Regions from separate parts of the Homo sapiens genome. Here all the other regions are linked to region 1. Evidence: read pairs that join two places in POLR2A ChIA-PET (ENCODE). Cell type or tissue: PC-9. All regions are shown on one strand. Links, peaks and the distances in the headings refer to the core of each region. The heading gives the core; the rest is flanking DNA. Region 1 overlaps ST8SIA1 (ST8 alpha-N-acetyl-neuraminide alpha-2,8-sialyltransferase 1). Region 2 has its middle 130 kb from the start of CMAS. Region 3 overlaps ST8SIA1 (ST8 alpha-N-acetyl-neuraminide alpha-2,8-sialyltransferase 1).

Evidence for each region. ChIA-PET counts read pairs that join two places held together with the same protein. Peaks named below come from ENCODE experiments on the same cell type or tissue, not always from the same donor. Only the 100,000 strongest peaks of a DNase experiment are listed, where the experiment ranks them.
Region 2: POLR2A ChIA-PET joins it to region 1 with 6 read pairs; 3 of 35 experiments call an interaction of 5 or more read pairs at or near these places.
Region 3: POLR2A ChIA-PET joins it to region 1 with 7 read pairs; 4 of 35 experiments call an interaction of 5 or more read pairs at or near these places.

What each region holds. Positions count from the first base shown.
Region 1 is chr12:22,269,786-22,279,934 of GRCh38, reverse strand. All of the region lies in intron 2 of ST8SIA1 (ST8 alpha-N-acetyl-neuraminide alpha-2,8-sialyltransferase 1), which reads left to right. Among named protein-coding and RNA genes, the nearest start is that of ST8SIA1, 60 kb to the left of the region's middle. RefSeq lists a cis regulatory region at 2,994 and enhancers at 2,901-3,070, 2,910-3,079, 6,358-6,527, 7,967-8,136, 9,874-10,043. In PC-9, for the core only: no CTCF peak of the experiment used is centred there; a DNase peak (open chromatin) is centred at 3,904; H3K27ac peaks cover 1,981 bases.
Region 2 is chr12:22,167,552-22,177,700 of GRCh38, reverse strand. No RefSeq gene overlaps it. Among named protein-coding and RNA genes, the nearest start is that of CMAS, 130 kb to the right of the region's middle. In PC-9, for the core only: CTCF peaks have their summits at 4,183 and 4,386 (motif pointing right); no DNase peak of the experiment used is centred there.
Region 3 is chr12:22,196,018-22,206,166 of GRCh38, reverse strand. It overlaps ST8SIA1 (ST8 alpha-N-acetyl-neuraminide alpha-2,8-sialyltransferase 1), which reads left to right. Exons shown (of 5, transcript NM_003034.4): 5 at 4,129-10,149. The coding sequence ends at 4,615. Among named protein-coding and RNA genes, the nearest start is that of ST8SIA1, 130 kb to the left of the region's middle. In PC-9, for the core only: no CTCF peak of the experiment used is centred there; no DNase peak of the experiment used is centred there.

The DNA.
Region 1 (10,149 bases), core at 709-8,708:
AGATCACAGGTGAGCTAGCACAACATTTTTTAATCACTTATGGCCTGACTAGCTCTACCCTGTTATCTTCAGTGTTCAGAACTTCTGAGTAGATTGAAGAGACCGACCCTGAAGCTTGACTTGCCCAACACAATGGGGAAAGGGGTTGGCTAGGGATAGGATAGGGAGTGAACATAGCTTTGGGGGCTAAAAGGAAGTCCAGCCAGTAGCCAGAAAGGGGTATTGCAGTTCTTACTGTGGAACACTGTTGGCAATAACCAGAAGATAATAAGGAGTAACATGATGTGCTGCTAGTATGCAGAATGCAGAGATGAAAATGGGGTGGATGGAGCTATACCCAGAGATCCGTTTAAAACAATTGACTTCAAGTTCCCAGTCTCTACGCTGGAGGTTTTGACAACTGGCAGCTTCCAAGGGTACTGGTCAGAAGAAGCCAGAGCCTCTGACTTCTAGAGGTTTGGGAACTGATCATTTATCACAGCAGGAACACAAGTGAACCAGGTGAGCATCCTAGCACTGGGGCCAAAATTAGGGACTGTTTTTGTAAGCAAGGCTGAAGCACAGTTACTGGAACTTGGTATGGGCTGGGAGGCAGGGACCTGGAAGGGCAGCCTGGGGTTATGTTTTGAAATTAAGTCATAAACCAAGTTACTAGAGCCATACCTCAAAGCCAGGGCCAGAACACAAGTGTAACTTGGTAGTGATTCCCATAGCTTCAGGTGACCATGCCCAATCATTCCCCTAAAGGCCAAGATTGACCCACATTGCTCAGGGCTCAGTCTGAACCCCAGCTGTAGGTTCAGGTGTATATAGAGATTGAGAAGTAGGCTGGATAAATGAGTAGAATTTTTCAGACAAAAACATTTAGGTTCTTACTGTCTTCAATGTCTAGCTCTGTGGAGGCTGACAATACAGAGAGAGCAAAAACTAAGTGTAAGGAGAGGATTTGGGAAAATTGTTAGGTAATTAAGAAATTATATTAGCAGTTTGTCAGAAAAATAGGTAAGTGGATAAGTGTGGTGAGAAAATTTAGGATAGATGGGCATGGGTCAACATCTGCTGATTGTAAAGGAAACAAAAGTGCTTTTTGAGGGTAAGACAACATTTTATACTCTGAAAATTATTATGCATAGGTTTTTTTTCTTGCCAAGTTTTATTTTTCCTGTCTATTCAGACTCTATTCTTGAGATTTCAGAATTTTAACTCTTTGCTAAGAAAAAGAAAATAAGTGCTGAGAGAAATGCAATTGTAAATTAATTTGATAATCACTTCACCTGGGGTGTCTGCAGTTAATGAAGCACTGGCTAACAGCCCCATATACAATATGTATCATCTGATTATTTTGTTTACATTTTTCTGTTTCTAGAGTTCAATCCACTCTGATTTTATATACATCTTGGGTCTAATATACTATTCAGAGGATAGTATATTCACAAAGTATGGTTAGTTCTGTAGCCATAATTTATAAATTTCCTGATTGTCTTTTCTTGTTATACTCTTACATAGTCTTTGACTATGACACCCAAGGTCAGTAAGAACTGAAGTTGCTACAGTTTGTAGGTGCTTCCAGATGCCTGACATGGAGATTGTTTGAGGATATTTTAAAATCCAAAAAAGTTCAGTGATATTTCTGGACTCAAGAAAAAAACACAGTATTTCTACACAAACTATAAAATTTAATGTAAATCAAAAATCTACAAAATAACATCAAGGTTAGAATTAAATTTAAAGCAAGGATTTGATGCATAGAAGATTGCCTTACACATTGATTGGACTTGTCACCTAAATAAATATGCCCTGCTGCCAGCACAACTATGCTTTCCTGAAATTTTCATGATTCTATGTAAGTAAAATAAGTGTTCGACCACTCATTCATGAAGTACTTATTGAGCAACTACTGCTGTGTGGTAGGGACTGTGCTAGTTCCTGGGGAAATAATAGTGAGTAAAAATAGATCCGGTTCTGCACCTATTGGATACTGTCCTCAATGTTCCATAGGTTCCTTACCTTTTACATGCTCACAATTCTGTCCCTTTCTCCTGCTTCTTTTCTTCTATTCCTGATCTCAGGTAATGACACTATCGTCTACTCAGTCACTTGAGCTGGACACCAGGGTCTTATGTTTGAATTTCACTGTCCAAATCCAAGTTTATTTCATAAATATTTCCTGAATCAATCCCCTCTTTTCTTACCTCACTGCCACTGGGTTAAGTCAAGGTTTATCATCTGTTATCTATACTAATTCAAGAACTTTCAAAAAAGTTTCACAGACAGGCGCGGTGGCTCATGCCTGTAATCCCAGCACTTTAGGAGACTGAGGCAGGCAGATCATTTGAGGTCTGGAGTTTGAGACCAGCCTGGCCAACATGATGACACCCTGTCTCTACTAAAAATACAAAAATTAGCTGGGCGTAGTGGCAGGCACCTGTAATCCCTGCTATTCAGGAGGCTGGGGCAGGAGAATTGCTTGAACCCAGGAGGCAGAGGTTGCAGTGAGCCAAAATCACACCACTGCACTCCAGCCTGGGCAAGAGTGAGACTCCATCTCAAAAAAAAAAAAAAAAAAAAGTTCACTATTATGAATTTGCCTTTCTGTGACATCCTCCACCCTCTGCCAATTTTGTTGTTATAAAATGTAAACTGGTGTGTGTGACATCTCTTAACTCACTCTTCACTACTTGCCATGCAGATGAGCAAGTGGCTAAACGGCAGACTAAGTCAGCTGGAGCAGCATTCACAGAGAAAACTCATGAAGGACAAGGAGCAGCTAGTAGATATGCTGTTGCGTTTTATTATTAAAAATAAGGAAATTCTACCCTCTAAGAAAGGGAACCTGAAACTACACTGGGCTTTGTAGTTCTGTAATTAGGGATGCACCAACCATTCCCCTGGGGTGATTGAGAGACTGAGATATAACATACTTACTAAGATAGGGCAGAACCCTGGCTTTGGCCTCTTTTATCAACTTAGTGTTTGTAGGGAATGGAAAGCCAGTGTAGCTATGATGGGTGACTCAGGTACAAGTCTTGCAGATACAGTTGAATGACATAGATGGCCAGAAACGGTGGCCTTTTTTTTTTCCATTTTATTTTATTTTGTCATGTGTTCAACAGCATCTCTTTTTCTCTCTCTCTCCCCTCTTCCTGGCAGGTCACAGACATAAATTAAAAATAAAATCTACAAGAAAAATAATTTATAAAAGCACTCCCAGGCTCACACCTTCTATCCCTACTGCTCAGTTAGGAACACCCCAACTGAGAATCAGTGCTTTCCCCCCTCCACTTCACTCCTGCTTGTCTGGGGAAGACAGTACTCCAGAGTCGGGCAGGGGTGGGGGTGGCAGTGGCAAACAGTTAAAAATAAAGACACTGTGGTCCTGGAACCATCTGGCCACCTTGGCACTTCCATGACTGCCTCCCCCAGGCAGCCCTCCAGGAGCTTGTGCTAAGCTGGGGCTGTGGAGAAGCTGCCCATGGCTGAGAGCTTGCGTGTTTGGGGGGTGCTCTCAGCCCCTGTCACTTGCACTTCTCCATCTTCTAGAAAGAAACCCAAAAAAGAAAGCAGACGACAACCTCGGGACAGAGGAGAAAAATCCCGAGTGTTCACACAGTTAGTTACATGGGTCTTTATGGCAAAGAGGACGTTTAGCTGCTTTGAATATTAGGACATCTCCTTTTTACTCAATACAAGCATTCTACAAGTGAAACAGGGCACAAGCCCTAAAAAAATCAAAGTGCATGAAATTCTAAGAGGACTAGTTTTTTTGTTGTTGCTGGGTTGTGTAATGTTTTGTGTTTTCCCAGTGACAAGCCCAGTCCTTGGTAGGCAGAGGCCTGAGGGAAAGATCACTCCCCAGTGTTGTGCTGAATCCTGCCTGGAGGCTGCTGCGCTAGATCCTCCCTCCATATCATTCCCCTGACTCACAGCAGTACTGGAATAGGAAGGCTGCAGGCCCAGTTCCCGGAGCACTGCCAGCACCTCACCCCAGCTACAGAAGAGCTCAGGCAGTGGGTGAGGGATGGGGAACACAAATGGGATTTATTGCATCAGCTTATAGTTGCAGAAGAGCTAGTTTCTTCCTTGGCTTGCTGAGAGTAGTGGGAATCCAAGCCTTGCTACTGATCAGGATAGAGGGCCTTGGGCACTGAGCCCCATCTGGTTTCCATGCAGCTCTACAGGAGCCCACATCTTTTTCCTGTTGACAGGGGATCAATCTTGAGCAGGTTCATCCTTCCTGGTTACAACCTGTATGATAAAATTCAAATCCCTTAGAGTGTCACACAAGGTCTTCACGATATGAACTCTCTGAGAATGTCAGCTAATATAAGCTTACCAATTGCCATCCATCTGCTTCCTCCAGCTCCTCATTGCTTTTTTTTTTGACACGGAGTCTCACTCTGTCATCCAGGCTGGAGTGCAGTGGTGTGACCTCTGCTCACTGCAACCTCTGCCCCCGGGGCTCAAGTGATTCTCCTGCCTCAGCCTCCGAGTAGCTGGGACTATAGGTGTGCACCACCATGCCTGGCTAATTTTTGTATTTCTCATAGAGATGGGGTTTCACCATGTTGGCCAGGCTGGTCTTGAACTTCTGACCTCAAGTGATACACCCGCCCTTGGCCTCTCAAATTGTTGGGATTACAGGCGTGAGCCACCATGCCCAGCCCCAGCCCCTCATTACTTTTTACTTTTACTAAGTGACTTGCATTTCCCAGAACAATTCGTTTTTTCGTTTTGTCTTCACATTTGTACATGTTGTTCCTTCTGCCCAAAATGCCCTTCCTATCCTTATCTGATGAATTCTTGTTTATTTTTCAAGATCCAGCCAAAGCATCATTTCTGCAAACCTTCCCAGTTCCCTCTCCCAAGTCTCAACCACCTGGCAGTGTTGATTAAAAATCTATTTTCTCCCCCCCAAATTTGTATATATCTCTCTTAATACAACTGAATAACAATTATTGTATAACAATTCAATAACTGAATTGTCAACATTGTTATTGAATAACAGTTACTGGCTCACATGCTTTCTGCTGACCACACTGTGAGCCCTTTGAAGGCAGCACATAGACAGGGTCTGGCACATAACATAGCAGGTGGTAAATTAAAATGTGCTGAATGAATGATGAAATGGATGGTTGCTTTTCCCAAAACCTTTGCACCCACATGGCATCAAGTTACGTCAACCTAGGTCAATCCAGGCAACAGCGATGGAAGAAGGAAAGGTCCTGGATGCTCACGATAGAGCGTGGCGTGTGTGATGGTGTGTGGACAGTCACCCTCTAAGTGTGCAGGACTTCATCCTAATCTTGAAATAACAAGATCGTACATTTTAAAAGTCAAGCCACAATATTGGTTCTGGGCATGTAGTTATTTTGTTTTTATTTCTTTTCGCTATTCTTATTCTCTTTTAAGACATATATTATTCTTAAGAAATTGTTATTGGATGGAGCTGATGGACATTTTGATACTTGTGAAGATAATTTCTTTTTCTCACATCCACTTCTTATTTTCTCTCATTGTCTTTACCATCTCATTTCAAATGACAATGGCCTCTTGTCTAGAATTCTGCAAAAGTTATCTTCTGGGCTTTTTGTATCTAATCTGGCCTCTTCTCCAGTCCATTACCACGCTGTAGCTTGAGTTAGCTTTTTAAAATGCAAATCAGATCATGCAATCATTTTGCTTAAAACCCTTGATTGTCTTCCCATTGATTTTTAGGATAAAGATAAACCCCTTAAGGCTTGATCTCTTCCTGTGGCTCCAGCATCAATTTCCACAATGTTGCTTCTCATCCTCATACCTTGCTTTACTGGCCTTCTTTCATATCCTCACAAACACTGTGCTGTCTTCTTCTGTAGAGGTTTTCCACATGCTATCCATTTTCCTGGAAGACTGTTGCCTCCTCTTACCTAATTAACTTACATTGATCCCTTACATCTTGTTTGAGAACCATTTCCTGGGGAGGAGGGGGCTGGTCCCCAGAGCACCAGGTACCTTTCATTTGCAACTTCATATTCAATTCTATAAGTATTTGATTGAAGTTGCCTTCTCTTACCAGCTGGAAACCTCTCCAGGGATAGTGTTTAATTCTGGATGATAGGGAGTTATGTGTCTCAGTTTGTAGCATAGTGCTTGAGACATGGTAGAGATTCAATAAATTTTAGTGGAATGATGAATGAATGAATGAATGAGTTCAGCTGCTTAGTTTTGGTGGATACAATCACCAAGTGTATCCTGGTGTACCTAGAGCCTATGTTTTGGTATAAATATAAAGAGACTTGGAGTTCATTAATAGAGAGTGGAGGGGAAAATCCTCACATTGGAAGCAGTCAACATAATGATGAGGGATTTTTTTGCTCGTTAGCTCAGCTAGGTCTGGGTTCTTGTCTCATGACCAGGAAGAAGTAGGCACACAGAAATTTGAAGAGTGAGCAAGGCGGGGAGTTTCATTGAATGATGAAACAGCTTTTAGCAGGGGTGGTCCCCCTACCCAAAGGCAGTAAAGTTCTCAATATGGCTGAGCCTGGGGCTTTTTATGGGCTCAGAATAGGTAGCTTGTATTGATTGATTTGTGACTGTGCAAAAAGGTCAAAGCAAAGATGCCACTCAAAGGTGGACATGACAGTGTAGAAAGCCAATTAGGAAAGTGTGGGTATATGAAAAATAGGTGAACGGTGGGGATCAATCAGAGGAAAGTGTGCCAAACGGGCAGGTGGGGTCTCAATCCAGTCCGAGGATTTAACTTGTAGCTTGGCTTTCAGGCTTTAAACTGTCTGCAACTTGGAGGTGGGGTTTCGCCAGGACCTGCCCGTGTCTATCTAGGCATTTGTCTGCCTCCTGTCATTATCGGTAAGAAACCTCAGAATAACTGTCCCAGACTGAAGCCTTTAAGGCTAACTGTGAAGATAGTCAAACAGGGTGACCCCGAGCGCTTTTGTTACCATGTTACTCTTGTGTCATTAGATAATACAAGTCTCAGATGTTGCAATGAAATCAATCTTAAAGGACACCATAATGGAGAAATTGCTGCTGTTTTTGAAGATGTAAAAATCACAGTCAGAGATGTCAGCTCAGTCAGTCTCTGCCTTCTCCCCAACCAGAACTAAATGGCAGAGTGCAGTGACAGAGCAAAAAGCTGAACTGGTTCCGAGGTCTCTTCCCTGCCAGGAGCTGGCATCTCCAGACTGTCGGTTCTTGTGTTGGAGCCTTGGTGCTCTTCAGTCTTTTAGCCATCAAATATTCTTGTACCAATTTTCCCACAAAGCGAATGACTGGGATTTGTATTTTAAAACCACAGCTATTATAATACCAGTATCTTTGAAATTGACATACTGTCTCCCTGTTAGTTTTCAATTTATCTTGGCCCAGCTGCTGGAGGAAAATACTTTTCAGTCTTTGTAGCGCCGTGGAGCCAATATGTTTAGGAAACAAGCCAGTCAATATAGTTCCCAAACAACCTCTTGCCAGAGACAGTAATAATTTTTTAACCCCTTGAACTCTAAATAAGAAAATGGTTTCATCCAGATTATGAACACTAAACCTTGGTTGGTGTGGGCAGTTTGAACAATCATCCTTCGAGTTGAAAACTTTTTGACTGTCCTTGGAATTAGTAAAGGACATACATTAAGTAATCCCCTAGGACTGCTTTTTCAGCTTGTAATTACATTTCAAGGAAATGGCCCTGTAAAACAAGTAGCAAAGTGCTCTCTGCAATATTTGAAAGTAAGACCATAGCAGGTCAAAAATTATAAAGTAAATTATAGTCATTCACTTAAAACGTTCACTTAAGGCATTTTGTAATTTCATTGGTGACCTTTTATTGCATCATGAACAAATAGGGGCAAGAAAGGATTTAGAAGATAAAGATTTGGGCTTAGGAAAATAAGCATTCAGTGGTAAGGATTTATAAGATGTAAGATAGATTAAGTAAGGGCCAGGAAACCTTTGGGGAAAAAGGCAAAGTGTTATCATATGAATAAAAATAATGGTAATAAAATGTCATAGATTATGTCATGTCTTTAAAAAGAGGGTACCTGAAGGAAATTTAAATTTCATGTTTTAGGTTATGTCATACCATGGGGATCTTGATATGTAGAAATTTCCTTTCACTTTTGCAGATGGTTGAGAGATCTAAGAACAGTGGAGGGATGCAGAGAACAAGGAGACAGGAAAGGCTGATGTAGGACACAGAACATCAGAATGACTACTTGGAGCAGGGAAGCCACCAGAGCAATGTGATGATTGGCGCTCTCGTATTTTACAGCTATTAATAGGTCATATTGACTGAATGATTTCTAAGTTCCAGACCTGGCACTTTTTATAATTATCATTTTATTTAATTCTTTCAATAACTGTAGAGGTAATTTCTTACGTTTCCCTTCACCCCATTTTATAGATGAGGAAGCTGAGGCTAAGAAAGGTTCAGTACCCATCACAAAGTACATTGGAAGTGGCAGAATCCTCTGATGCTGTAATTGTGTAAATAACCATTTTATTCTCCATGACCTGGGCACTTAGAAGATGACTGAGGAGTGATTTAGATATGTTATGTATATTCATATAGAGTTTATATATGCTATCGTTCCATCTGTCTGTGAAGTTTTCCTCAATTAAGTTGTGCTTGAGAAGCATTGAGGATTAAATTGGCCAACTCTGAACTTTCTGTTGCCAGTGCTTCCTGTGGGCTTGGCATTCTGTTTAGTACACTTATAAGAAAGTCATTCCAGCCTTGAAAACATCCTTAATGCAGATGTTTTCTTACTGAGTCAGTTAATGGATATGTGAGCCAAAAGGTTCATCAAAGCCACTGCTGATGAAACAACCAAAGCTTCATTTTCTTGAGGCTCCTATTGGAAAGAAAAAGGAAATCTATGTGCCTGTGGGAACTGCAGACGTAAACTACCTACCTCATGTAAAAGGCTACCACGATTGCAAGTGACATGGTAGGTGCAAGTATGGCCAAATACATAGGAAAAAAGGCACAATGAACTTTTTAGTGTATTTCCATTTACTAATTATGAATCTGTGACCACCTGTACAAATAAAGCAATTAATGTCAACTGTTTACGACTCCTACAAAAGTTTCTTCTTTTAAAATTTCAATTTTCTTTTTGTTCCTATCTTTAAAATTTGTGTAAATTTATGGGGTACAAGTATAATTTTGTTCCATGGATATACTGCGTAGCAGTGAAGTCAGGGCTTTTAGTGTATCCATCACCAGAATCACATACAGCGTCCTCATTAAATAATTTCTCATTATCCAGCCCCCTTTCACCCCTTTACCTTTCTGAGTCTCCATTGTCTATCATTCCACACTCTAGGTTCACGTAAAAGTTTATTTGAAATAGATTTAGAGGAAAAATTATATTGAACATATTTTTGTTTTAATTCAGTATTTTAATTTTAAATTGGAAATAATTAGTAAGTTAATTTAAATAAATAAACTCAATTCCGCAAAATGTGACACTTTAAGGAAAGTGCGTAGGAAACATTAATGAAACTCAAATGTATTAGAGAAAACCTACCAAAGAGTAGGTTGGTTATATTTTCTCAATTTGATTCAATTTTGTGGCTACACTCTACAACTATAGTTTGTTGAAGACTAACTATGTGCTAGACTCTTTGCTAAATGTTTTGCATGCATTATCTGATAATCCCAACATATGATGCTGATATTATTGTCTCCATTTGACATGTAGAAATTGAGGCTGAGCCAAAAGTGTCCTGCCTGGGATTTCCCAGTTAGACACTGGTTCCATGCTGTGATTCCAAGTCAAGATTCAAACTGAGGCCTGTTGAAGCTAACATCTACAAATTTAACCCTTTAAACTGCCTTGCATTTCCTTTCAAATTAGGTAATATGCTACAAAATGATTACAACCTAATGAAGTCTCTCTCCTGATATGTCTGAAATACCTATAATAGTGTATAAGGAGATTCCCATTTTGTTTTCCTTGGAAACGGATGGAGACTTACTCAGTTGCTAATTTCTGTAATGTGGTCCAAATTGTTTAAACCTAACAATTCCATATTTAAGGATTTATCTTAAAGAATTAACTGTACAACTGCTCCAGGCTATATGTATCAGATAAGTAACAGCAGGAGGACCTCTATATGGAATGGGTTAGTGATGGTGAACTTGTTAAAAGAGGG
Region 2 (10,149 bases), core at 1,401-9,400, 100 kb after region 1:
TTCTGTCTTTTCAATATACATGCATTTAGCTTTTTATTCTTGGTTTAATAAACTAGGTAAAACTGCAAACACAATGTTGAATACAAATCCTGAAAATGGACATATTTGCCTCACTCCTGATATTAGGTGAAGTTTCATCTTTCAAGATTAATAGGATACTAACTGAAGTTTTTTAAAGAGATGCCCTTTATCAGAATGAGGAATTTGATTTCTCTTCCTATTTTCTTGAGATTTATTATTATTAATGATTCTTTACTACTTACAAATGTATTTTTGTATATCTATTGAGATGATTGTTCTTGTTTTCTTTATTCTATCACTGTGGTGTATTAAATTAATCAGTTAATATGTTAAGCCAATCTTGCATTTCTGTGATAAACTCCATGTTCTCATGGTGTATAAAGATTTTGTGTGTTTCAGGATTTGGTTTGCTAATATTTTAATAAGGATTTTGTGTGCTTATGAGGTGTATTGGTCTATATTTTTCTTTTCTTGTGATGTCTTTCTCTGGCTTTGGCATCAGGTTAAAACTGACTCTAGAAAATAAATTGGGGAGTGTTTCTCTTCTTTCTGTAAGTTTGCATGGGATTTGTGTTATTTCTTCATTAAATTGTTGATAGAATCATAGTAAAACCAGCTAGGGATTGGCTTTCCTTTATGGGAAGAATTTTAATTGCTAGTTCAAATATCTTCCCTGTATATAGATCTATTTTGAATTCCCATAAGTCAGTATTACTAATTTTTGTAGTTTGTCTAATTTCTTGGCATAAAATTATTAATAATATTGTTATTTTGTTTGTTTGTTTTTTGAGATGGAGTCTTCTTCTGTCATCTAGGCTGGAGTGCAGTGGTGTGATCTTGGCCTTCCAGATTCAAGGGATTCTCATACCTCAGCCTCCCAAGTAGCTGGAACTACAGGCATGCGTCACCATATTGGCTAATTTTTACTTTTAAAAATTTTTTTAGTAGAGATAGGGTTTCACCATGTTGGCCTGGCTGGTCTCGAACTCCTGCCCTCAAGTGATCCACTTGCCTCAGCCTCCCAAAGTACTGGGATTACCAGTATGAGCCGCCGTGCCTGGCCATTATTATTTTAATTTCTCTAAGATCTGCAATGATGTCTCCTATTTTATTTCTGAATTGTAGTTTGTGTCTTTCTACTTTATTCACAGTAATTCTCACTAAAGATTTATCAGTTGTTTTGCTTTTGCAAAAAAACAAAACAAACCCAAAAACACCAACTTTTGGTGTCGTCGTACATTTTCTTTTTTTGTTTTTCATGTCATTGATTTCTGCTATGAGCTTTATTATTTCTTTTCTTCTACTTCCTTTCAGTTTGCTTTGCTCCTGGAGAGGTAACGATAATGTATTATAGGAGTTTAAAGAATGATTACTCCCCATTCTTGAATCAGGAAATTCTTTGAGGATAATGAGCCTTGAAGAGTAGATTATGATGGAGTGAGAAAGATAAGAGGTAGTAGGGAAGACCTTCCCAGAAGAGGGAATAAGACAAGCAAAGGCAAGCAAGTACAGAGCGTATGGGAAACAACGAATTGATCACTTTGTTAACTAGAGACCAAATACATCAGCAAGCACAATTAATTTAAATATACTCAAGTCTCCAATTGAAAGACAAATGTTCTACCTTTATGATGGATTTGTCAAATTGGACTTTTGTCTAATTTTGTTTAATATATTTTAAAGTTATGCTATTAGGTACAGTTTTAAGACTTTCATCTTTCTGGTTATTGAATAGGTTAGATTTATCTCAGAATAGAAGGAGGCTTCAACATTAGAGAACATATTAACATAGTTAGCCATATTAACCAGGTTAAAAAAATCTTATGTTCATATCAATAGATAAGGAAGGTCATGAGAAAAAAATTAAGTTATTTTCGATTTAAAAAAATCTTAGATAACTTTCCTAACTTTATAATAATATGTACCTGAAAAATGTATAGTAGACATCATTCTTAGCAGTGAAACATTAGAATATACCTTTAAAAATAAAGGATAAGAGGGCTGGTCGCGGTGGCTCATGCCTGTAATCCCAGCACTTTGGGAGGTCAAGGCGGGTGGACCTTGAGGTCAGGAGATCGAGACCATCCTGGCTAACACGGTGAAACCCAGTCTCTACTAAATATACAAAAAATTAGCCGGGCGTGGTGGCGGGCGCCTGTAGTCTCAGCTACTTGGGAGGCTGAGGCAGGAGAATGGCGTGAACCCGGGAGGCGTAGCTTTCAGTGAGCCGAGATCGTGCCACTGCACTCCAGCTTGGGCGACAGAGCAAAACTCCGTCAAGAAAGAAAGAAAGAAAGAATGAGAGAGAGAGAGAGAGAGGAAGGAAGGAAGGAAGGAAGGAAGGAAGGAAGGAAGGAAGGAAGGAAGGAAGGAAGGGAGGGAGTAGGATATCTTATCATTCAACATTTTCTCTGGGCGCCTAGAAGACACATACCCAAAAATAGAAAGAAATAAAAACATGAAGATTTGAAAGAAAAAACACAACTCTTCTTTTTAAAAGATAGAAAAACCAAAATTATCTATAATTTCTCCTATCAAAATTTGAAAAGTTTGTAATATTAATGCACAAATTTGATAAGGTTACCAAATACAAGATCAGCATATAAAAGTAAATTTCATTTTTACGGCGCTAGTAATAAACAGCTAGAAAATGCAATTTGAATAATGAAACTATTTACTATGGCAGCAATAATAATGAAATGCTAAGACCTAATAAACACAACAAAAAATGTACATGTCTCTTAGGGAATAATTATGAAATTTATTGAAAGACAATGAAAAAGACCTGAATTAATTGAGAAATGTACTATATTCATAGACAGAAAGACTCAATATTATAAAGATGTCTTTGCTGCTAAAATTGATCTAGACCCATAGAATTTGTTGTAAAATTTAATTTATAATTTATATAGAAAAGCAAGGATTTATAATTGCCAAGACGCTCCACATTGATATAGATTTTGGTAAGCATTTTCTTTAACTGTTAAGATACATGGAACATGAAATGAATTGAAAACCAAACTTTTGTATGTGTTGCATGAAGCTCTTAGGTATCAATTCCAAATGACTTTCAGCCAGTCTATCATTAGTTCATCCATCCAATTATTTTGAAATTTATAGGCACTGGCATACTTGGAGCTCTCATTCTTAGATTTCATGCTGTGCCTTAAAATGAAATATGTGAAAATAATTTTTGATCTTCAGTAATTATGCATATTATCAGCAATATACTGATTTTTATAGCTTGTGGTCACGATCTTGGTCTTCTTAATAACTTTAACATTGTCCATATGACTTTGAGGAATGTTTCCACCTTGGCTTTCACTAGGATGTCTAATTTACCATTTTCATGTTTTCCCTGAATGAATCATGTATCACTAAAGTAATCAGCTTCTATTCTAAATTATCAGGCAGATGCTCACAAATTGACATTTTATTGATAGTCTTGCATAACGAATGAATAGTTCACATCAGTATCTCATTCTTTTGAAGTTTAATCTATTTGGAGGTACCATTGCAAATTTTTCTGCCTTTAGTTGGATTGCATGGCACACAATAAGCAATATTTTTGCATGAATCTCAGCAATAAAATATAATCCAGCTTTATTCATTTCTGAGTATCTTTCCTTCTTAGGTCTTATAGAAAGCTTGGTTGTTGTGTTGCAGCATAATCTGGAAATGTAGTCATTCTTCCAAAAAATAGTCAACTTACAATAATCAATTTACATCTCACTACATAATTTTCCTGCCATTTTACACATACTATAGCTTTGTGTCTTAATGCCCAATTACGACTCATTCTATAGACTACATGTATGTGTATATGTAATTGTTGGTTCATCATATCTTTTTAAAGATATTTAACTGGCAGTTAAATTAAACAAAAATGACACAAACAATGCCCATTAGTCAACTAATGTGAGATTGAGAAGTGCTGTAACAGAGTTTGTATATGTATAGGAAATGACGGTTATGTCATCAGACTGCATACCTAACAGTAATAGTGACAGCATCAATTGTAAGATACAGTTTGATCTCAGAAATGTTAAAATGTGAAAAAAGTGTATCTTAGAATCAACAAATACTTTTATCTTCCATCATTGGGATGAAAGAAAAGGCATATTGGAAGGAGGATGAAGCACAAGTCAGGGATGCAGTCATGGAGAATGGAAGTGTTATAACATTCTAAAACTGGCCCTTCCCCTCAGAAGAATAAATTAGGCTGATAAGAAAACAAAGGAATCTTGAATTAAAGGAGTGAATCAGAGATCATTCCCTTGGCAATTTGTTCAAATTCCAGTTAATTCAGGCTCCTCTAGACAGATGTTTCTGTACACTAGGGGGCTGTAACACACAACATGTTAAAAAAAATATTGATAGCTTGTTTTGTTTGTTTTTAAATTTTGTTTCCTCAACAAACATTTATTGAACATGAATTGTTAGGCTGAACATTGTAAGGAATATTAAATGACTACATTCTGTACTCAGCCTATAAGAGATTTATAATTTGGTAAGGGAGACAAAGCATGGATAAAAGTTAAAATAAAGTGAGGCATAAAACTGGACCAAAGAATTACAAAAATTCAAAAGAGTAGTGAATCTTTGTCTAGATAAGCTTGTCCAACCCACAGCCCATGGGATGCAGGCAGCCAAGGATGGCTTTGAATGTGGCCCAACACAAATTCATAAACTTTCTCAAAACATTATGAGATTTATTTTGTGTGTGTGTGTGTGTGTTTTTGTTTGTTTGTTTTTAGCTTATCAGCTATCTCTAGTGTTAGTGTATTTTACTTGTGGCCCAAGACAATTCTTCTTCTTCCAGTGTGGCCCAGGGAAGCCAAAAGATTGGACACCCCTGGCCTAGGTCATCAGTTGACATTCGTTTGAGTTGGAAAAAATTTAACCGTATCCTTAATGACTGACCAGACTGTGTATTTCAGGGGATCCTCCTGACCACAGTTTGTGGGCAGCGTAAGAACAGAAGCAGCTGCCTCTTGCAAATATCCTTGAGGGGCAGCTGGGTAATACCAGGGCACATGCTTATTCCACATCTTAGTCACTATGTTCCTCCTCTTGTCCTCCTCTCCTTCCTTCCTGTTTTCCGACTTCCCTCCTTTGGCTTCTTCCTTGGGGTACTACAGACCATAATCACCTGGCAGTGACTGTAAATATAGTCGTAATCTTTCAGGTGGCATTCTGGACTAAAGAAGTTGCTCACCCCAGCTCCCAGGTAAATTCTGGGACATCTTTTTTCCTCAAAAGTTACTGTGGCCACAAACACCGTTTGCTGATATAATGGTTTGTGCATTTTCAAATGTTGCCAGGATTGCAAGAGAATGTTTATAGCCCTTTGAATTAGGGAGGCAAAATGGCAGAGCAGGTGCAGGAGCAGAGCTGTGGCCCTCCTTCCTTTACCATCACGCACACACCCTCTTGCCCACTTTCTAACCAGGCTATACAAGTGAAGTTATAAATCCATTATGAATTCTTTACAAGAACCAAGGTCTACACTGTTCAGGAGCCCATGGCAAAAAAATACCCTGCTTTCTCACTTTGGCTTTCCGTCGTATGTTTGGTAGTTGAGAAAGATCTATTTAAATATTTGTTTCATTTATTTTTTAAATGTTTAATTTAAAAGAACTATCAGGCTGGGTGTAGAGGCTCACACCTGTAATCCCAGCACTTTGGGAGGCCAAGACGGGAAGATCACTTGAGCGTAGGAGTTCAAGTCCAGCCTGAGCAACATGGTGAAATCCCGTCTCTACGAAAAATACAAAAATTAGCTGGGCATGATGGCACACACCTGTAGTCCTAGCTACCGGAAAGGCTGAGGTGGGAGGAGCACTTGAACCTGTGAGGCCGAGGTTGCAGTGAGCTGTGATTTTGCTGCTGCATTCCATTCTGAGTAACAGAGTGAAACTATGTCAAAAAAAAAAAAAAAACCATCAATTTTAAAAGTTGCAAATATAGTACACCCATATAATCTTTACTCATTACAATCATTAATGTTTTTGCTATATTTGCTTTTTAAAATCTAATTATTATTCTTATTCTTGTTGCTGAAAATTAGAAAGTAAGTTGCAGATACCATAATCCTTTACTTCCAAACTATTTCAATGTATATACCCTAACAAGGACATTTTCCTAGATAACAAAAGTATAATAATAAGGTAAGAAATTTGATGCTGATATAATATTGTCTAATATACAGTTCCTATTCAGATTTTACCAATTTTCTCATTAATGTCCTTTTTGGTGATTTTTTTTTCCCATTCCAGGATCGGATCTAGAATCACACATTGAATCATTGTCATGTTTCTTTAGTCTCCTTTCATCTGGAACTATTCTTCTATCTTTCATCATCTTTAACATTGATTTTTATTTATTATTATTATTATTTTTTGAGACAGAGTCTCGCTCTGTCGCCCAGGCTGGAGAGCAGTGGCACGATCTTGGCTCACTGCAAGCTCCGCCTCCTGGGTTCACGCCATTCTCCTGCCTCAGCCTCCCAAGTAGCTGGGACTACAGGCGCCCACCACCACGCCCGGCTAATTTTTTTGTATTTTTAGTAGAGAAGGGGTTTCACCGTGTTAGCCAGGATGGTCTCGATCTCCTGACCTCGTGATCCGCCTGCCTTGGCTTCTCAAAGTGCTGGGATTACCGGCGTGCGCCACTGCTCCCGGCCCCAGCATTGATTTTTTTAGAAATTCAAGCCAATTACATGTCTCTGAATTTGGGTTTGTCTGATGTCTTCACATGATTTCTTTCCATTAATACATTTTTGGCAGGAATTTAGCATATTTTGAGACTATTACATTAGGAGGTCAGAGATTCCCCTTGTTAGGGGTTAAACCATTTTTTTTAAATTCCCCAAGCAATGTAAGAGTACTGATTTCCCCACAGCCTCACCAACAGAGTGTGTTGTCAAGTTTTGCATTAACTGCCAATATGATTGATGAATAATATGATATATTGATGCAGTTTTTAAGAAATAAACTTCATCGAAGTAGAATTAGAAAGCAATAAAATGGATCCATTTTAAGCACACAATGTGATGAATTTCAACAACACTTATAAGATACAGACTATGTTCATCACTTTAAAAAGTTTCTCATTGGCTGGGCGCGGTGGCTCACGCTTGTAATCCCAGCACTTTGGGAGGCCGAGGCTGGCGGATCAGGAGGTCAGGAGATCAAGACCATCCTGGCTAACAAGGTGAAACCCCGTCTCCACTAAAAATACAAAAAATTAGCCGGGCGTGGTGGCGGGCACCTGTAGTCCCAGCTACTTAGAGAGGCTGAGGCAGGAGAATGGCGCGAACCCGGGAGGTGGAGCTTGCAGTGAGCTGAGATCGCACCACTGCACTCCATCCTGGGTGACAGAGCGAGACTTCGTTTAAAAAAAAAAAAAAAAAAAAAAAAGTTTATCATTTTGTTTCAGTTAAATCCCCCCAAATTCTTGCCCCAGAAAAACACTGATCTGCTTTCTGACACTATTGATTATATTTGTGGAGGCTAGAATTTCATATAAATGGAATCATAAGGCGCTATAGTTTTTCTTTTTCCTATTTTATTTATTTATTTATTTATTTGAGATGGAGTCTCGCTCTGTCACCTAGGAGTCACCTAGGCTGGAGTGCAGTGCTGTGATCTCGGTTCACTGTAACCTCTGTCTCCCGGGTTCAAGTGATTCTCCCTCCTCAGCCTCCTGAGTAGCTGGGGTTATAGGCGTGCGCCACCATACCCAGCTAATTTTTGTATTTTTAGTAGAGACAAGATTTCACCATGTTGGCCAGGCTGGTCTTGAACTCCTGACCTCAAGTGATCCATCTGCCTCAGCCTCCCAAAGTGCTGGGATTACAGGCGTGAGCCATTGCGCCCGGCCGATGCTATAGTTTAGATGTTTGTCTCCTCAAACCTCATGTTAAAGTCTGATTCCAGTGTTGGTGGTGGGGCCTAATATGAGGTGTTAGGTCATGCTCTATGGCTGAACTACTCCATCCTATTCATATCCCTCATGAATACACTAATGCCTGCAAGAGTGAGTTCTCACTCTTACTAGTTCCTGAGAGATCTGGTTGTTAAAAAAAAAAAACAGCCTGGCACCTGCCTCTCCTCTGTCTTGCTTCCTCTCTCACCATGTGATCTTTAACACACCAGCTCTCCTTCACCTTCTGCCATGTGTGGAAGCAGCTTGAGGCACTCAGACTGCAGAACCACAAGACCAATAATCCTCCTTTCTTTATAAATTACCCAGCCTCAGGTATTCCTTTATAGCAACACAAACAAGCTAAGACATAAGGCATGTACACATTGTGTCTGCCCTGGCTTCTGTTTCTCTGCATAACACTTTTGCAACCCACCCACGTTGCTGCATATACCAGCAAATTATTTTTCTTATTACTGAGTAGTATCCCATTGTGTGACTATGCCACAATTTATTTATCCATTGTCTTTTTTATGGTGTTTTGTTTCCAATTCGTGGCTGTTATAAATAATTTATGAGCATTTATGAACAAGTCTTTGTGTTGACTTATGATTTTATTTCTTTTAGGTAAATATGTAGGAATGAGGTTATCAGGTCATATTGTAGGTGTCTATCTAACTTGATAAGAACTTTCCAAACTGCTTTCCATAGAGGTTGTACCATTTTACATTCCTGCCAGCAATGTTTGAGAGTTCCAATTTCTTTGCATTCTCACCAACAGCTGGTATGATTATTTTTAATTTAGAATTAGTGGGTGTGTAATGGTATCCCATTGTGGTTTAAATTGCATGTTTATGTTAACTAATGATTTTGAGCATCTTTTTATGTGCTATTTGTATATCTTGTATTGTGAAGTCTCTTTTCAAATGTTTTGCCTGTTTATTATTTGGTTGTTTGTCTATTACTGAGTTTAACAAATACTTAGATGTACAGATTGCAAATATTTTCTCCGTTTGTGCCTGTCTTTTCATTGTCTTAAGTATATTTTGAAGAGAAGTTTTAATTTTGACAAAATGAAACCTATCATTTTTCTTCTTTTATGGTGTGCATTTTGTGTGATATCTAAGAAAACATGCCATAAGCGTGGGTTGATTTTCTCATGTTTTCTTCTAGAATATTTATAGTTTTATCACAATGTAGACATATATCAAAACATCACATTGTGCCCCATAAACATATATAATTTTTATTTGTCAATTAAAAACAAGAACAAAGAATAATAGAATAAAAATTAAAAAATTAATTACATTGAGATTAAAAAAATATGTGTGTATGTTTATAGTATATATGTATGTATATAGTTTTAGCTTTACATTTTAGGTCTGTGATCTATTTTGAGCATCTCAAATCTTGTGTCACTCTAGCTTCATGAAAATCTCTTTTTATCCCCCCACCACTTTGTTTCTCAAGAAAATTTTTCTCTCAGGGGACAAGCCTGATTTTTTTCACCCTGGCAGTGCCCAGAATCAGCAAATGCCTTTATGAATAGTTGCAGATCTTCTACTTCCTTCTGAAGGATTTTCCTTCTTTGAAATTTTTCTCCAAGTCATTGTTGCTTTCACCCCTCTCTGATGCTCTTAAATATATGACTGATGTAATTTACCTGGATTTTCTGTTTATTTGTTTGGTGTCCCTGACCTGTTGTGAACTACTTTATCCTGTTAGAAGTGGGTCACCTTTTCTGACTGCTTTTAATATTTTTTAAAAATTTGTCTCTAATTTTTAACAGCGTGCCTGTGTGTAGTTTTCTTTGTATTTATCTTGCTTGTCGCTGTAGCCCTTCTTAAATTGGAAGCTTGATGTCATTCATAAACTTTGAAAAATTATTGCCTATTAGCTTTTCAAAATGCTCTGCCCATCTTTTCTAACCTTTTCTCCTGAGATTTGAATTTTACATACTTTAGATCTTTTCACTGTATGGCATATATCTCTTATGTTCTTGCCTGTGTATTTCCATCCTTTGGTTTCTGTGATTTAGTTTGTATAATTTCTTCTGCCCTTTCTCCCAGTTTATTAATTCTTTCTTTAGCTCTGTGTGATTTGACTTTAAATGTATTCACTGAGGTCTGAATTCCATTTAAAAAATTTTAAGCTCTAAAATTTCTCTTTTTTTTTTTTTCTTTTGGCAGAGTTTCGCTTTTG
Region 3 (10,149 bases), core at 956-8,955, 74 kb after region 1:
CTCCTATTTCTAGAGATTTGTCATAGGAGGTGAGAGCTTTATTCACCCTTTATTGTGTTCCTTTCTATTCTATTAATATTCCTTTTTGTATTCAATTTGCGTCTTGTAACTGTAACTGAATGCTTTAACATTTTTAATTGAAATTCTTTCAAGATTAATTGTCCATTTTCATATCAATGTATCCATATATTCAGACTCTACAATTTATCGATACCAATTTATGTTTGTTATATTTGCTGTAAATATTTCTCAGAGTAATTCCCTTTTTACTTTAGTTATCTTATTCTTCATGGTAATGAAATTTTACAACATGACATAATCAATTTTGTTAATATTTTCCTGTGTTGAAATATATTTTGCAAATGTCTGATAAGTTCATGATTTTTTTTTTAGTTTTTGTAACATAGATTTTATTTATTTATTTATTGAGATGGTTGCCCAGGCTGGTCTCGAACTCCTGGCCTCAAGTGATCCTCCCACCTCAGCTGCCTAAAGTGCTAGGATTGTAGACTTGAGTCACTGTGCCAGCTAGATTTTAAATATCTATCTTACTTATCTTAAAATTATTTGGTAATTGTCTCGTGAAGTATGAATCTGTTCCCTCTCAGATTTCCAAATTGTTAGCTAACTATCTCAATATTGTTTATTAAGTAATTTAAAAAATCTTATTGGTTTTGTCCCCATTATCATGTATTCAATTCCTTTATAAAATGTGCTATACTTTTGTCCTTTCCACTCTGTTTTTGTTTTTCCTTTTATGCTCATATTGATTATAAATTAATCATTTCTATTTTAATAATTCATGGGCTGATCTTCATTTTTATTTTTAATTCATAGGCTGGTCTGATTTCTTTTTTATTTTTAAAAATTACTGTTTAGTAGTTTTTTATTCATATAGTACACAAATATTCTGAGCTACGTTATAAAAATTAAAGGATGAATAGAACTTGTCCTTTGTTTTCAAGGAGTACATAGTCTTAGAGAGTATGAGCAATTATTATTCAGGAATTCAAAGAAGACTTTTGAAAGCTTAAGTTGGAAGGAAGGAATAAGCCTAATAAAGGAAAGCTTAAGTTGAGTTTTGATTTATAGGCACAACTTCACCAGGGCAATGACTAGATCAGCAAAAATGAATATATGCAATAAAAATTGTGGACAGGTACACACACAGGGATGGCTGGAGCATAGGGTGAGGACATGAGGAGTAGCTGAGTATGAGGCTGGAGAGACAAACTGGAGCACCACTCTTTTCTAATTCCAGCTTAATTTTGTAATAATGTAATAAAATTCAATACCAACCCCATTAAACTCTTGATCAGGGTAATATTAAACATATTCAGTATACCATAACAATTATTGAATTGAATCTAATTCTTAAATAATAATGTCATTTGTCACAGAATGGGAGAGGTAAAAATAATAACTGTCAATAAAATTAGGACTATAGTAAATTCAAGCTGTGTGTTCCTTTTCAAAGTGAAAACACAGAAAGGGAAAACTACTCCCTTCAAGACTAATCAGTTGGCTTTAAGACAGGAAACACAAAATCAATCATCTTGACTTTATTGAAGCAGTGTGTAATTCTCTGCTAGTATGTAGTCCACAGAGACAGGGATCAGTTCCATCAGCCAGCAGGGCCCTGTGAAATGGGAGCCATTCTGTACAGGAATAAGGAGGAATGGAAGGAAGCAAGGAAAGCAATAGAGGTATCCTAACTGCTCTAGAAGGTTGATGGTGAAATGACAGAATGAGAATGTAGCACTGGGAACGGTATGAGCATATTAAGAAGAGTTTTTTAGTTCTAACCTGCTTGTTGTAATCATTTCACAATGTATGTGCATATCAAAACACCACATTACATACCTTAAATATACACGATTTTTATTTGTAAAATATACCTTAGTAGCGTTGAAGGGGAAAGTTCTAACCGTATTTAGAAGACAGAGGAAATAATTCAGTTGAGATGGAGAGGTTGATTTTTTTTTTGAAGAGGAGAGATCCACTTTGGAACATGAGTTCTTTAGGATATGTGAAACAGCTTGTCTCAAGATACAGAGGGGAAGATGGAGCACTTCTTAGAATGGCAGCAAGGATGTGATTAGAAGATGTAAAGAAAAAGGTGGTGAGAGATGGATGCAGAAAGCCAGACAGCTTACACTGATGCTTTGATCTTCTAAATAAGTATGTCCCACCTGTGTCAGATTACCCAGGAGTACTAGGTAAAAATTCAGCCCCTGGATCACTCTCATCAGAACCCAGGAAGCTGTGATATTAGTGAACTCTCTGGGTTATTCTAACTAAAGTGTGAGAACCAATGGCTCAAATGGAGTAGCAGGTTATCTACACAGTGTGTCTATATGATTGGGAAAGCATTAGTGCCACCCATATTAGAAGATATGGGTGGGCGATGGAAGAAAGGAATTGCTAAGCAGAGCCCATTTGGAAGTTGGGAAGCAGGAATTTGTATTGGAGAGGCTGGCCCAGCTCCAGATATGGTTGAATGTGCTTCCATGGCTTCTTCTAAGTTAAAGTGAATCTACCTAAAGACCCTGTTATTACTTCTGTATCAGGACCCAGGGAAAAATTGATAAAGCAGGCTACTGGATCAAGAAAGCAGGCTACTGGATCAAGGACATGAAGACAACTTGAGAGATTTCCCTTCCTTCTGGCCTTGAGAAACATACCTTTCTGGGCAGGCAGAGTCAATAATGCTGATTGCTACATACAATCCTGTGGATTTGTGTATTCAGAACTTTAATTTCACATAATTATGATGAGCCTGCCAACATGTCAGGCCAGACTTTCCTCTGCTAGTTGTGGCTCAGTTTATTCTTTGATGCTGCTGCTCCACCTGCATATAACCCAAGATGGGCAGCTCCCATGGTGAAAGGAATTAAAAGTTGCAAGGCCCTAATCTAGGTCATTGCTTTTCTCTCTCTCTACCCTTCTCTCTCCCTCTCTTTCTCTCTCTCTCTTTTTTTTAACTTGAGTGTATTAGCAGCCTCTTACCTGGTCTCCAGGCTACCAGCCTCTTCCTTCCAAGGTAATCTTCTATTCTATTAGAGTACCTTTTTTTTACACAGACTGACAGTTGCCATAAGTGCTGTAAGCAGTCACTGCTGTGAAGATTTCCTGTCACCACAGAGTGATGTTCTAACAAACAAAACAGATATAAGACGTTTTTCGAAGAATGCCTTGTCTTCAGCCACTGCTGCCGCCATTAGCACCTCCTACATTCTAGGGACAGGGAATCCTTGTCATTGCCTCAGTATATTGCGTACTCTTGCCTGTAACCAAAGTATCCCTTCGAGTTTAGTTGCTGTTCTTTCTGTTGTTTCCCTATAAGAAGTGTATTTAAATGTTATTCCCACTCTGTAGCTTTCTTGGACCACACTCCCTCTTTCCAGGCAGAATTATTTTTTTCATCTGTATTCCATAGTACTTTATACAAGTATCAACATTGTATTTAGAACATTCTATTGTACTTATTTGTATCTTTGTTTCTACAACTGCACTAGAATTTCATGTAATCCAAACTGAAAGAACATAGGAAAGTAGAGTTCTTTGGAGCAAGCAATATGGGCAACTCCCTGCATCATTTTGTAATAGTAACAAGCTTTCCTTTTTCCATGTAATATTATAGTTGTAGCATTGATGAATCTGAATATTTATAGAATCATAGAATTTCAGTGGGGAGAGGTATCTTAGAAGTGATTCCTTTGATTTGCAGATGAAGAAACCAGTCTTGTGGTTATGTTAGACCACCTAAGTACCTTTCATCAAAATCCCAGCCAACAACCTTCAGGAATTTATGAGAATTAAACCGTTTTCCATTTCAGGCAAAAACGTTCTGGGAGAGAACAAATGTATAATGCATTTTAGTTTAGAGGGAGCCCCATTAACAAATGTTAACTGCGTTTTAAGAAGTTGGGGTCAGGGAAAAAGTCAGGCTATTTGATGAGAGATAATTGATAAGTTCAAGGAGGATTTTAAATACAAATAAAGTGTTTTTCATGTGTTTCATTGAGATGATTTGAGGTATCAGGGCCACCAGAAGACAACAGAGTGGGTTTTGGTGAGTTTCTTTTTCTCTAGGTTTAATTGAACAGTTTTTTTTTTCTTCAATAGGTTTCAGAACCTTCTGTGGTCCAGAAAGACATTTGTGGACAACATGAAAATTTATAACCACAGTTACATCTACATGCCTGCCTTTTCTATGAAGACAGGAACAGAGCCATCTTTGAGGGTTTATTATACACTGTCAGATGTTGGTGCCAATCAAACAGTGCTGTTTGCCAACCCCAACTTTCTGCGTAGCATTGGAAAGTTCTGGAAAAGTAGAGGAATCCATGCCAAGCGCCTGTCCACAGGACTTTTTCTGGTGAGCGCAGCTCTGGGTCTCTGTGAAGAGGTGGCCATCTATGGCTTCTGGCCCTTCTCTGTGAATATGCATGAGCAGCCCATCAGCCACCACTACTATGACAACGTCTTACCCTTTTCTGGCTTCCATGCCATGCCCGAGGAATTTCTCCAACTCTGGTATCTTCATAAAATCGGTGCACTGAGAATGCAGCTGGACCCATGTGAAGATACCTCACTCCAGCCCACTTCCTAGGAACAATGGAAGAAGAAAGGACTGAACCAGGGTATTTTTGTTAGGTTTTCTATGTGACTCCAAGAGGGAATGGTCAAGTTGTTTCATGAGTTTGCATGGGCCCTTGGAAAAACAGGAAAGGAGCAATGAAGATCCAAGCAAAACTTTACTTTCAGCGTTGGCTTGGAGGACAAATAAGAAATGAAACATCCTATGAAATACTTTATAGCACATGGCAGATTTGCAACTAGTAAAATGCTGGTGAAATGCTGTTGGTAAAGCACATGGTTCAAATCTAGAAGATGCAGTTCAAAAACAAGACAGACTCGAGTTGTTAGGGCTGAGGAACCAATCAAGGTAGAACAAAGAAAATGTTGGGGTAAAAGTGTTGCTGATTGTCAACACAAACTGGCTTAATAATATTAATAAGAACCTGTCTTATTAAGACTGGCTTTAGAACCGTAGGTTTTTTTAAAAAATTATTATTTATTTTTGCCCTCTTTGGGGAAGTGGGTGGGTAGATTTAAAAAATCCCTTCCTGAGTAATAAAGATACAAAATGTTACTGCTGATAATTGTGATTTGTTGAGCCACGTCTATATTAACTATAGCTCCCCTCTATTTTTAAAATTTTACATAAGAATTGCTTCTTCCTCTTTTGTCAAGTCCACAGAGACAATGTGAAGCATTATTGAATTTAGACTGTGTTGCTTCATAGTCTGGATAACAGGAGCCACTTTCCTTCCTCAGAATTTAGGACATAAACCCAATTTTAGGTCTGCATTATGTAAGCCTGTTTGCATTGTCATTTTTATTTTAGTGCAAAAGACTACCAATATGAGTGAATTATTTGTTTGTAAATTGGCATAATTGTCTTCATAATTTAATGTTCAGAAATGCAGTAAAGCACGTTGATGAAAAGCTTAGTCTCTGTGGAAGACAGACCAGAAGACAAATCCCTTTTCTATCTACTGTGGCATATTCACTGCAAGGTAAAGGACATGTATGCATACATGCAAGAATGAATTGAGCGAAACTTTGAATATGTTTCCTCTTTTGAGCTATTGTTATTTAGTAGTTACCTAAAAAAGAATACATTTTTACTAGTATACCATTAAAAATGTAAAAGGCTTAACATGTATGCATACATGTAGACACACATACACACACACAAAGTTAAACAAAGCTCATTACTGTGCAACTATGAAAGCTGAACTCATATGACCTGGTATGGCAAAAATTTGTAACCAGTGTTGGAGAATCACAAATGTGTTATGCACTATCCATTACATGTTGATATAAGACAACCGAGCTCACTGGTTGCCGCACATAATACCCATAGCAGCACAAGATGCAAGTCTTACCCCCAAATGCTTACCCGGAATGAGCAGAATTGTCTTACTCATCCTGATTTTACCCAAAATCTCATGAATGGGCTTGCTGTTGAGCGTGGTCACACAAGGTATAGTTTGTACAAGTAAAGAAATGTGAATTAGTAGCTATTTATTTCCTTAGTAGCAGGTAGGACTACTTAGCTTGTTACAACAGCTTTGATACACAGTAAGAAAACTCTACTGACAGATTACAAGCAGCCAAATGTGTTTACATTTCAGAGAAGGGTAAGGGAAGCCTCTCGTTGTCTTCATACTTTGGAATGTCTTAAGCTAAAATGTGACACTAGAGTTCAATTTCTTTTTTATTTTAAATGTCACTAAATTGTAGGTAAACTGTACCAAAAAGTTCTAGTTTAATTTTAACAGTAAAAACTCAGCATACCATGTTACCACGTAAACAATAATGGCTGGTATTTTCTGTGGGTTAATTTAACATGACATAAACATAGGAAAGCCCTTGGCAAAATTCTACATCATTGAAGTAGACCATTTCTAAATGCAATTAAATAGTGAGGTTATTATAAAAATTAGAATTTAAAATATGACTTGTTGATAGTGCAGATTATAATGTTACTTAGAAAGTTAAGAATTCGAGAGTAATGATGCTATTGGAGAACTGGTTTGCTATACGGCAGCAAAAACATAATGAGAATGTACCATGAAGAAATTGTGTTAAATATTCACTTTGAGTGAAACTTTAAATATGTTTCCTCTTTTGAGCTACTGTTATTTAGCAGTTACCTAAAAAAGAATACATTTTTACTAGTCTACCATTAAAAATATAAAAGGCTTAACAAAAACGCATATAAAAGTTAATAAAATGTTACTCAGATTAGTACTTTAATTGTTAAAATGTAATTAATGAGCTCCATAGAGCCCATACATCACAGTTCCATTGAAAATATCATCTGGACTAGAATCTCTTAAACCCAGGAAGTGGAGGTTGCAGTGAGCCAAGATGGTGCCACTGCACTCCAGCCTGGGTGACAGGGCAAGACCCTGTCTCAAAAAAAAAAAAAAGAAAAGAAAAAGAAAGAAAATATTATGTGGAAATTTTTCATCTTTTTATGATGCCTGGGATAGATTTATGCAGTAGATTTATATATAATGTTTAGTTTACAAACTTGTGAAACTATTTCATGTGGGTTCTGAAAGGCAAAACAGAAATGGCCAGTGCTGGTGATGTTTGATTAGACCAGCTCTTCTCAGCTGGGGTGATTCATTATCCCTCTCTGGTGACATTTGGCAATGTCTGGAGACCAGAGACATTTTTTATTTTCATGACTCAAGGGTGCTAATAGCATGTACTTAGTAGAGGTTAGGGATCCTGCTAAAGATCTTACAATGCACAAGTCAGCCTCTCACAGCAAAATAATTATCCAGGCTGAGATGTCAGTAGTATCAAGGTTGACATCTCAGACCTGGATTAGACCTGGATTAGACCAAAATGAAATTTTGATTGTTCCACCTTGTCTTCACTTAAAGATAGATATACATGCTCACAGCATTCAAAATATGACTACAATTTAATGAAAATATTTTCTTATGGTAGATTACAACTCACTAGATACACCATACATATGCCTTTTGGACATAATTGGTTAGATAGGAGTGTGTGTGTGTGTGTGTGTGTGTGTGTGTGTGTGTGTGTGTGTGTAGCATGAAGTTAGGCATCTCTATCCTTAACTGTGCTATGTGTTCCTAAGTAAGGACCTCGCTAGAATCATCCTGTAGAGTGCTCTGGAATACTCTATTATTAAGATCTTCAATTCTAAGCTCCCATTATCTTTCTTTGTTTATCTGAAATTAAGACCTTCAGAATTAGGCCTGGTACTTTTCCAGATTTGATCAGTTACATTTTGATATAACTGACTCTTAAAATTCAGCTTAGAAGACATTCAATAAGAAAATCTTTAATCACTTTTGGTGATGCACCTGCCAAGAGGGGGCATCACTTTGTACCATCAGACTAATTAAAAAAATTGTTGTGTAGTCATAAAAATTAGGCTGATCCATAGGGGCAAAAGGAAGGGTGAAGAGACTAAAAACTAGTACCCTGATAGAATTTTAGTTTTTATTAGCCTCGATTTGAGAACTGCATTGATTCCAAAGATCATGAAGGTAGGTGAAGGATTAAGTCATTCCATAATTAAGAAAAGTAATGTTTATATGAAAGATTTTTATATGGACAATGACTCACAGACACATATGCTTTGTATAGAGGATTTTGCCAAAAGTTTATACAAAATTGCACATCTAAACTGCATAATTCTCATACAAGAAGTTAAGGAAGTGCTCACTGGATTTTGCTTCTGTATAGTTCACTTTTATCTGTCTTCACAAGGGTAGGAAGTAAATGATCTCAAATGGCACATGTTCAGACAATACTGTGTTTGGCTTTGTGATGTCTCATGTCTTTCTCTTGGCTAAAAAAAATTGTTTAGGCTATATATAACTTGTACCTGAAGCAATCTGGACAACATGGCTTAAAATGGAAAATAACTGAAAAAATCCTGGGATTTTAAATTTGCCAAAAATACCCTTGGATTAGTCAAAGGCTTTACAAGAGTGTTATAGATGATCCAAAATGGAAACAATATTGATAACATTTCTTTTCGTCAGCAGCTACATATTCCAGTTTTATAACTTTATTATATACATTTTTTGATTATTAATAGAAAGTCAGCCATCCAGAGTTTTAACTTCTGTGGTTGAAATATTGACTTTGTGAAATTTTTCACTGACAAATACTTGTTAGGAGGGACCTAAGGGGGAGGGGAATGTTACCAGTCCACTGAAAACTTTAGGAAATGTTCATTGTGTTGTGTAAATACTTTCCCACCAGCACCAGGTAATATATTCTCTATGTTTGTAGAATTCCAAAGATCAAAAGCTGTAAGGACGTTTATGTGAACTTGACGCAAACTTGTGGAGGAATAAGGACTGAGAGTAATGTTGTGCTTTTTCTTTATCTTCCCGTCGTATAGGTCGACTCTCAGGTTATATGACTTTTATTGGGCACACGTCAGGGGTGGAAGTGGTAGAAGTGGGTTAACAATTTCAAGGCCTGGCAACCTAGGTCAAAACCTCTAATAAAGTCAGCAGTAAACATAACTAGCAACTTCATTCCACTATGTGCTAGGAGGAGGGTGAGGCAAGTTGAAAGGAGATGACCCTATCCCCACACTCTCAGGATGTAAAAGGGCAGAGTGCTCTCTACCCTTAACCTTGGCTTTTTAGCACCGTCAGTCTCTGTCCTCTCCCAGGAGAGCTGCCTTGGCTCCAGAGTTGAGCTAGTAGCATTGTGACTAGAGAGGTAGTGTGGAAATTCGCTGAGGACCTCAAAATTTTACACTGCCTTAAACTGTTTTGTTTTTGCTTAAACTCGTGCTGTCTAAATGTGGGTGTTTTGTGGCAGAGTCTGATCACCCCGACCTAGTTATAGCCCTGCCAGTGATTCTAAAGTGGAACTTTTCCCCCTCATTCATATGGATAGTCTGAGTCCTTGAAGCTAGGGAGATATCAAATATTCTACCAGTTCCTACATAGCTTCTTTAAAAGTCCTAGAGACTAACTCACAGGAAGTCTGAAGCCCAGAGCGTCTGTTTATAAACTCCTAAATATGAGGCCACAATATTTAGGTTGAGCACTAGAAAATTTCTATTTTGCAAGTGGAAGGAGACTTGAATCTATAATTGCTGTAGCTTTTTTTCCCTTCTATCATAAGAAAATGGATACCATCTGCTTTACCCTCAGCCCAGACTTGTCTTTTGAATTTTTTACATACATCTTAGGGGTGAGAGATTGAAACAAGTGCATGAATGAAAAGCTTATTGAAACATAACACAGCCCCTGCTCACCATTTCAGTAAGGGAAAATACATGTTTCTGTTTCCCTCTAATTTGTTTTCTCTGGTGCCAACATTTCTGATTTCTTCTGTCTCTAATACATAAGGAATAAATACCATATTTTAAATTGACTTACATGCCTGCGAGCATTTGCCAGATAATCAAAGCCTATGACTCTAACTTTTTAAAGCACAGAAGAGGAATTATATTTTATGGTCACTCCTCTGTGTTTCTATTGATCTCTATATTGTGCTAAAATTCTTTCAGGTAATTTTTTTCTTGTTGAAGCTGTGGGATATAATCAATGATGCCAA